2 separate regions of the Homo sapiens genome follow, and region 2 is linked to region 1. Evidence: read pairs that join two places in POLR2A ChIA-PET (ENCODE). Cell type or tissue: K562. All regions are shown on one strand. Links, peaks and the distances in the headings refer to the core of each region. The heading gives the core; the rest is flanking DNA.

Region 1 (4,387 bases), core at 1-4,000:
TGGCCCTTCCTCTCCCTTCCCTGGTCCCAGCACCCCACCCCCCGGTCCTGCCCCAGCTCATACTTCTTGGGCCTGGATGACTGCAGGTACCAGCTGGGTAGTGGGGAGGCCCGCCTGGTCTCTGAGGACCCCATCAATGACGGCGAGTGGCACCGGGTGACAGCACTGCGGTAAGGGACCCTGCCGGGCACTCGGGATGGGGCCCAGCGTTCTGGAGTGGGGCAGGACGCCCCCTACCATGGGCAGAGAGGCAGGTATTGAGCTCTGTGGAGACAGAACTTGAAGCCAGGGGAGGGGAGAACCCACCAGCCAGGGCTCGGGCTTCCATCTCGGACTGAACTCCGCTGGGGGCAGGCGAGTGCCCCAGGAGTGGGAGGAAACCTGGGTGCAGAAATGAGGAAGCTGTGTTTGTGGGGCCCGATCTCTCGTTCAGCGGGGGAAAGAAAGAGCTTGGGAAACAGGGACAGACTTCTGAGTCTGGAGTCTCGATATCAGAGGGAGGGGACTCTGTCGTGGGGCCGGGGAGGACCAGGAAGTTTGTGGAAAGGGGCCTGACCCAGTTCCACTGCAGGGAGGGCCGCAGAGGTTCCATCCAAGTCGACGGTGAGGAGCTGGTCAGCGGCCGGTCCCCAGGTCCCAACGTGGCAGTCAACGCCAAGGGCAGCGTCTACATCGGTAAGTCTGGGGCTCCTTCTCAGGGCAGGGGCAGGAACGGCACTCCCTTAGGGCTAGAGCTCGCCCAGCCTTCCTCGCCTCCTGGGCTGCTGGAGCCCACAGGCCCTGTCCTCTCACCTCCCGGCAGGCGGAGCCCCTGACGTGGCCACGCTGACCGGGGGCAGATTCTCCTCAGGCATCACAGGCTGTGTCAAGAACCTGGTGCTGCACTCGGCCCGACCCGGCGCCCCGCCCCCACAGCCCCTGGACCTGCAGCACCGCGCCCAGGCCGGGGCCAACACACGCCCCTGCCCCTCGTAGGCACCTGCCTGCCCCACACGGACTCCCGGGCCACGCCCCAGCCCGACAATGTCGAGTATATTATTATTAATATTATTATGAATTTTTGTAAGAAACCGAGGCGATGCCACGCTTTGCTGCTACCGCCCTGGGCTGGACTGGAGGTGGGCATGCCACCCTCACACACACAGCTGGGCAAAGCCACAAGGCTGGCCAGCAAGGCAGGTTGGATGGGAGTGGGCACCTCAGAAAGTCACCAGGACTTGGGGTCAGGAACAGTGGCTGGGTGGGCCCAGAACTGCCCCCACTGTCCCCCTACCCACCGATGGAGCCCCCAGATAGAGCTGGGTGGCCTGTTTCTGCAGCCCTTGGGCAGTTCTCACTCCTAGGAGAGCCAACCTCGGCTTGTGGGCTGGTGCCCCACAGCTACCTGAGACGGGCATCGCAGGAGTCTCTGCCACCCACTCAGGATTGGGAATTGTCTTTAGTGCCGGCTGTGGAGCAAAAGGCAGCTCACCCCTGGGCAGGCGGTCCCCATCCCCACCAGCTCGTTTTTCAGCACCCCCACCCACCTCCACCCAGCCCCTGGCACCTCCTCTGGCAGACTCCCCCTCCTACCACGTCCTCCTGGCCTGCATTCCCACCCCCTCCTGCCAGCACACAGCCTGGGGTCCCTCCCTCAGGGGCTGTAAGGGAAGGCCCACCCCAACTCTTACCAGGAGCTGCTACAGGCAGAGCCCAGCACTGATAGGGCCCCGCCCACCGGGCCCCGCCCACCCCAGGCCACATCCCCACCCATCTGGAAGTGAAGGCCCAGGGACTCCTCCAACAGACAACGGACGGACGGATGCCGCTGGTGCTCAGGAAGAGCTAGTGCCTTAGGTGGGGGAAGGCAGGACTCACGACTGAGAGAGAGAGGAGGGGGATATGACCACCCTGCCCCATCTGCAGGAGCCTGAAGATCCAGCTCAAGTGCCATCCTGCCAGTGGCCCCCAGACTGTGGGGTTGGGACGCCTGGCCTCTGTGTCCTAGAAGGGACCCTCCTGTGGTCTTTGTCTTGATTTTTCTTAATAAACGGTGCTATCCCCGCCAGGGGCCTCCTGAGTCTTTGATGAGGGCTTCACTCAGTGGAGCCTGTGGATGGGGCAGAGCAGGGCAGGTGAGATCTGGGGGTGAAGCAAGCTGGCTTGGGATCAGCGAGGCCCCCAGGCCCCCAACCCTGTGAGGCAGGAATTGTCCTATTTTCTAGAGGGGCAGCTGAGTCTCAGAGGGTTAGGGGGCCTGTCCAACATCAGACAGAGAGCCAGGGGGTTAGAACCCAAAGAGTCTGACCCCAGAGCCTAGTATCATTCCCATGTGCCCGAAGCCCCTCTAGGGATGGCCTCCCTGATCCTATAAGGCTGGGCCACTCAACTGCAGCCCCCTGGGGAGACCTGGCTGGGACATGGGTAGCACGTGGTACAGGCTGTGCTGCAGTGGAGGCAGAGGCCACGGGCACCAGGTTGCCAGGCCAGCCAGCTGGGAGAGCAACAGCACCAGAGGAGGCCCAGGAGGAGGCCAGCAGAGGCCAGGAGCATCGAGGAGGCCAGCGCCACCCCTCAGAGCTGGGGGCCTGTGGGAAGAGAAAGTCCACTCAGGCCTCGGCCTGGGTCCTCTGCCCCGTCCCCATCACCTAGAGAGGGACAGGTATGATTTTGGTGGGAAGAGTAGGAGCAAGGTGTAACCTTCCAAAGCTGCGTCTTGTCTCGTGGGGTCCCTGCCTGCTGGGGAACTCCTCTCAGCTGCAATCCAGAGGGATCCTGCAGACCCGAGAGCTGGGGAGGGAGTCAGGGATCTGGAGGTATGGGCATCTGTACTTCCTGTCTGGCTGGGCACCGGAGAGGGACCTGCATGGGAAAGAACAGAACTAGCACACTGAGAACTGCCCTTTCTGGGACACTTGTGTGTTTCATTCAATCCTCACAAGACTTCCCTGAGTTTGTCACTCTGTGTTTCCATTTTACAGAGAGGTTGTCACTTGCCGAGTTCAATTAGCTGGAAGTGATAGGAGGACTTGAACTCACATGGTCTGGCTCCAGGGCCTAAGGTCTATGAGTGGAGCTACTTCCCAAGGAAGAGGGTGTACATGTACTGAGCATTGAGGCAGGGTCTCACTCTGTCGCCCAGGCTGGAGTCCAGTGGCGCAATCACCACTCACTGCAACTTCTGCCTCCCAGGCTCAAGTGATCCTCCTACCTCAGCCTCCCGAGTAGCTGGGACTACCAGCACGTGCCACCATGCCTGGCTAATTTTTCTATTTTTTGTAGAGACGGGATCTCACTATGTTGCCCAAGCTGGTCTCGACTCCTGAGCTCAAGCAATCCACCTGCCTCAGCCTCCCAAAATGCTGGGATTCCAGGCGTGAGCCACCATGCCCGGCCATGAGCATTTTCTGTGCATCAAGCACCACACTCTGTGCTGGGCCCGTTACCTATGTATGCCACTCACAGTTTACAACAACTCTGAAGGGTGAGGTTTATCCCCATTTCACAGATAAGGAAACTGAGGCATAGAGGTTCCTTCTTCCATTCATTTGACTAGTATTTCTTGAGCATCTCCTATGCCCCCAGGCATGGCTCTAGCAACTGGGGGATACAACCATGAGCACATGACAAATATGTCTTCATGGCACTGGGAGTTTAGTGTGGGGAGAAACAAAACACATGAATAGAATTTATGTCTAAAGGAGATAGATGCTAGTGAGAAAAATTACGCATGTTGGTGGGGGCAGGGCTGCCGCTTTTCTTTTCTTTTCTTTTTTTTTTTTTTTTTTTGAGACGGAGTCTCGCTCTGTCGCCCAGGCTGGAGTGCAGTGGCAGGATCTCGGCTCACTGCAAGCTCCGCCTTCCGGGTTCACGCCATTCTCCTGCCTCAGCCTCCCGAGTAGCCGGGACTACAGGTGCCCGCCACTGCGCCCAGCTAATTTTTTGTATTTTTAGTAGAGACGGGGTTTCACTGTGGTCTCGATCTCCTGACCTCGTGATCCTCCCGCCTCTGCCTCCCAAAGTGCTGGGATTACAGGCGTGAGCCACCGCGCCCAGCGGGCTGCCGCTTTTCTTACTGTGGCAAAGCACATAACGTTTACCATTTAACCATGGTTAGGGGTACAGTTCAGTGGCATTAAATATATTCTGATAGAGTTTGGATCTGTGTTCCCACCCAAATCTCAGGTCAAATTGTAATTCCCAGTGTTGGAGGTGGGGCCTGGTAGGAAGTGATTAGATCATGGGGGTGGATTTCTCATGAATAGTTTAGCACCATCCGTTTGGTGCTGTTCTCAAGATAGTGAGTTCTCTCAAGATCTGGTTGTTTAAAAGTGTGCAGTGCCTCCCCACTCACTCTCTCTTGCTCCTACTCTGGCTGTGCCTGCTCCCCTCGCCTTCTGCCAAGATT
Region 2 (4,387 bases), core at 388-4,387, 77 kb after region 1:
AGGTGGATCACCTGAGGTCAGGAGTTCGAGATCAGCCGGGCCAACATGGTGAAACCCCGTCTCTACTAAAAATACAAAAATTAGCCGGGCGTGGTGGCAGGCGCCTGTAATCCCAGCTACTGGGGAGGCTGAGGCAGGAGAATCACTTGAACCCAGGAGGCGGAGGTTGCAGTGAGCCGAGATTGCACCATTGTACTCCGGCCTGGGCAACAAGAGTGAAACTCTGTCTTGGAAAAAAAAAAAGAAAGAAAAACTGCAAGTAATTGAATTACCCTGACCTTCTGTATTGTCCTTTATTTTAAATAGAATAAATTTTGTACTCATTACACCCCCGCCATGGGAATGTATTTTTCATTTTATAATTAAAATCAAGGCAATGTTTGCACATGTGCATGTCTTCTGTAAAGCAGGATAATCTGTTTTGTGATTAAGTTGAAACTTCTGGAAAATAAGCTGTGTTTGGAATCAGCACTTCGCATTCACATTTTTTAACCTCATATTTGTCCAGCTATAAAACAATATTCTGTTTACTTCTAATTGTACATGTTTTGGAGGAAGATTGTGAAGTGAAAGCTAGCTACTGTTGAGTTTATTAAAATAGCTAATAGAGCTTATATATTGTATTATGATTGTTTTAAATGTAAATATAATCAGCTTTCCTCTTGGTTAGGCAAACTGGACATAAGAAAAAGCTGAATACCTACATTGGCTTCTCAGAAATTTTGGATATGGAGCCTTATGTGGAACATAAAGGTAATATTTTTACTGAGGAGTAAACATTATAATGCTCAGAGACTCTAACTTGTGATCGGCTTGTGATTAATATAGAATAGCAGTCAATTGCCAATTTTTGTTTGCTAATCTCTCTCTGGGAACCTCTGTCTGGGAACAAAGACTTTTTTAGGAGAGCCAAGATGTTAATTCCATTTTGTGTGAGTAAGCATATAGCAAAGATGAGGTGGTTCATCGATATGTACAGAATTAAGGGTATAAAAATAATTTGTAAAAAATGAAAAAGGTATTTTACTGTTTCTGAACCCGCACTTGCCACCTTAGTTTCAATACTATTATTTATCATTTCTCAAAACTAACAGTCTCCAAGCGCCTCTATTCACTTTTTTAAAAACGTTGTCCCAGAAACATTAGGTGGCATAATTCCAGTATTTATGCTTTCATTTTTCATATCTGCAACTACTGATACGCCCTAGGATGCTATCATTGTTTTAACAAGAAATAAGTACTGCTTTTTTCTTTTGGTAGTCTTCATCCTACCAAACAGGTTGAGTCTTACTAGAGAAAGGACTGTTTTACTTCCCTTTAAGGTTGATTGTAGTACTTATAAAATATTATGTATGTATGTATGTATTTTTGAGACGGAGTCTTGCTCTGTTGCCTAGGCTGGAGTGCAGTGACACGATCTCAGCTCACTGCAACCTCAGCCTCCCTTGTAGCTGGGAGGCTACAAGGGAGCCCAGCTAATTTTTGCACTTTAGGGTTTTGCCGTGTTGGCCAAGCTGGTCTCAAACTCCTGGCCTCAAGTGGGACACCTGCCTTGACCTCCCTAAGTGCTGGGATTACAGGCGTGAGCCACTGCCCCCAACCTGAAATTTTTAATGTAGAAATTATTTTATAAACTCTATCTCTTTCCAAAAAAATAAAAAATTTCTAGAGGCAGCTTACAATGGAAGCAAGCTGTAAAAACCTTTAAGAGACATTTCTGGAGGCAGCTTACAATGGAAGCAAGCTGTAAAAACCTTTAAGAGACATGATTGGGAAAGTTGGGGAGGAATGTGCTAAATAAATATGTAAGCTTTCAAATGTATGATACTCTTCAGTACTGTACTTTAAAATTTGTACCTCTGTGGAACAAGGAAACTGTTTTCAACTTCAGTTTTGGACTTCAATGTTAGATTGTTAAATTTTGTTGAATAAATAAACTTAGCTATAGTTCACTTTATGTAGTAGTTTGCTTCCTGCCTCCTTTGTTCAGGCAATTGAAATTGAGGAAAATCTAATGGGTTAGTGGCTTCCCAGTCCAGAAACTTAGGAGATGTGAAATGAGCACTTTGCTTGACTTGACTGGATGAGTTTGAATTGTTACTATTACTACTTACTAAGTTTATTATATATTTGCCCAGTTTATGCTATAAAGAAAATATTTATCAAAAGGACGTGTTAGATCAAAACCTGTAGAAATACTTAATTTTGGTATGTTGGTTTACTAAATATAGTATTTTTTATTTTTTATTAATTTGTTTTTGAGACAGGGTCTGGCTCTGTCGCCCAGGCTATAAATTGCATTGATGTGATCACGGCTCATCACGGACTCAGCCTCCTGGGCTCAAGCTGGAACTACAGGCATATTCCACCAGGCCCAGCTAATTTTTAGTTATTTTTTTTTAGAGACGGGGTCTTGAACTCCTGGGCTCTAGTGATCCTCCTACTTCAGCCTCCCGAAAGTGCTGGGATTACAGGCATGAGCCACCATGTTTGTCTCCTTAATTTTTAAATAAATGAATGAATAAATAAATAAATAAATATTATCTACTCATTTTAGAATTGTTAGGACTGGTAAAAGCAATCTAGTGGTTTATAGTTATAGGCTTGTCTTTTACACGCTGTCGTAATGCTTGCTGTACCTTATATAGGTAGAAGACTAAAAACAATTAACTTTTGTTAATTGCATAGGATTTGTTCTAGATAATTTGGGAAATTCAGAAAGCATAAAGAAAAGAAATACAAACCATATGTAATTTTGTCATCCAGATAATTAGTATTTATATTTTCCCGTACCCACACATAACCACACAAATCTGTACACACATATCCATGCAAAGCTCAAAAGATGGATCCAAAAGAAGATCTGTTGTTAAAAGGAGAATCCACCTGTTTCTTTAAATGGTGAGACTGCAGATATGCAGACATCTTTAGAATGAGGGATCCTCATTTTTGAACATTAGCCCCTGACTCTCAAACTCAAGTCTTGCCATATTCCTTGGGGACTTAAAAGCTTAGCATTTTTTTTTTTTTTTTTTTTTTTTTAGAGATAGAGTTTCATTCTGTTGCCCAGGCTGGAGTGCAGTGGCATGATCTCGGCTCACTGCACCCTCCATCTCCTGGGTTCAAGCAATTCTCCTGCCTCAGCTTTCCGAGTAGCTGGGATTACAGGCGCCTGCCACCATGCCTGGCTAATTTTTTGTATTTTTAGTAGAGACGGGGTTTCACTGTGTTGACCAGGCTGGTCTTGAACTCCTGACCTCAAGTGATCTGCCCGCCTTGTCCTCCCAAAGTGCTGGAATTACAGGCGTGACCCACCGCACCTGGCCTAAAAACTATGTTAATTCTGAAGTTTTTTTCTTTTTCTGTTTTTTTTTTTGAGACAGAATTTTGCGTCGCCCAGGCTGGAGTGCAGTGGTGCAATTTCGACTCACTGCAGCCTCCACCTCCTGGGTTCAAGCAATTCTCTCTGCCTCAGTCTCTCGAGTAGCTGGGACTACAGACGCATGCCATCGTACCTGGCTAATTTTTGTATCTTTAGTAGAGATGGGATTTCGCCATATTGGCCAGGCTGGTCTCGAGAACTCCCAACCTCAGGTGATCTGCCCACCTCGGCCTCCCAAAGTGGTGGGATTACAGGTGTGAGCCACCACGCCTGGCCTTAATTTTAAAATTGATTAGTTCAATGAATTGATGAATATAAATCCAGGTTATCTGCAAGAATGGTAATGTCAACATTTTTAATGCTGTCTATTGGTAATAAAGACAGCTACTGCTGATACCTGTGGATTATTGTCTTCATTAATGATATAGGGAATACTATTAAGATTCTTTTGTAGACGCTCCTTCCAGCTGACCCAGTAGCAACTTCTTTTTTTTAGTGATCTTGCCTTCCACCCTCGCTCAGCCCTTACTCAGTGCCTTACCTTGCCTTGTCCTTCTATAGTTGAAGTTTCATGTATCTCAGCATATTTTAGTTTTTTCTTTTTAAATTTTGAAATATATCATATTCCTAAAAGTTCAAAACACAAAAATGCATGGCTTAGTGAATTATGAATTATGTGTACTCCCCAGATCAAGAAAGAAAAATATTTCTGGTACCCCGGAAGCCTCCTTTTGTGCCCCTCCCAGTTGCACAGTTAAAACCACCTTCCTCCCCTTAAGTGTAACCACTTATCTGACTTTCATGTGGAATGCTTCTTTTATTTTTTTTCTTCTTTAGCATTTTACTATATAAGCATGCATCCCTAAACATAGCTTAGTTTACTCTTTTTTCTCCTGGGATATTGCCAGCCACAGCGTAACCCATAATTAAATCTTACTCTGCTGCCCCTGCTTCTTCACCTGGGTTATTGAAGGTAGTGGGAGAGGAACCCCACTGGTGATGCCC

What was found. Peaks named below come from ENCODE experiments on the same cell type or tissue, not always from the same donor. Only the 100,000 strongest peaks of a DNase experiment are listed, where the experiment ranks them.
Region 2: POLR2A ChIA-PET joins it to region 1 with 5 read pairs; 3 of 35 experiments call an interaction of 5 or more read pairs at or near these places.

The regions. Positions count from the first base shown.
Region 1 is chr1:21,819,904-21,824,290 of GRCh38, reverse strand. LDLRAD2 (low density lipoprotein receptor class A domain containing 2) reads right to left here. Exons shown (of 5, transcript NM_001013693.3): 4 at 2,680-2,841; 5 at 1-2,089. The coding sequence ends at 2,076. HSPG2 (heparan sulfate proteoglycan 2) reads left to right here. Exons shown (of 97, transcript NM_005529.7): 95 at 87-170; 96 at 572-675; 97 at 803-2,047. The coding sequence ends at 975. Among named protein-coding and RNA genes, the nearest start is that of LDLRAD2, 9.8 kb to the right of the region's middle. RefSeq lists an enhancer at 1,802-2,668. In K562, for the core only: no CTCF peak of the experiment used is centred there; a DNase peak (open chromatin) is centred at 1,730.
Region 2 is chr1:21,743,433-21,747,819 of GRCh38, reverse strand. USP48 (ubiquitin specific peptidase 48) reads left to right here. Exons shown (of 27, transcript NM_032236.8): 8 at 671-753. Among named protein-coding and RNA genes, the nearest start is that of USP48, 38 kb to the left of the region's middle. In K562, for the core only: no CTCF peak of the experiment used is centred there; no DNase peak of the experiment used is centred there.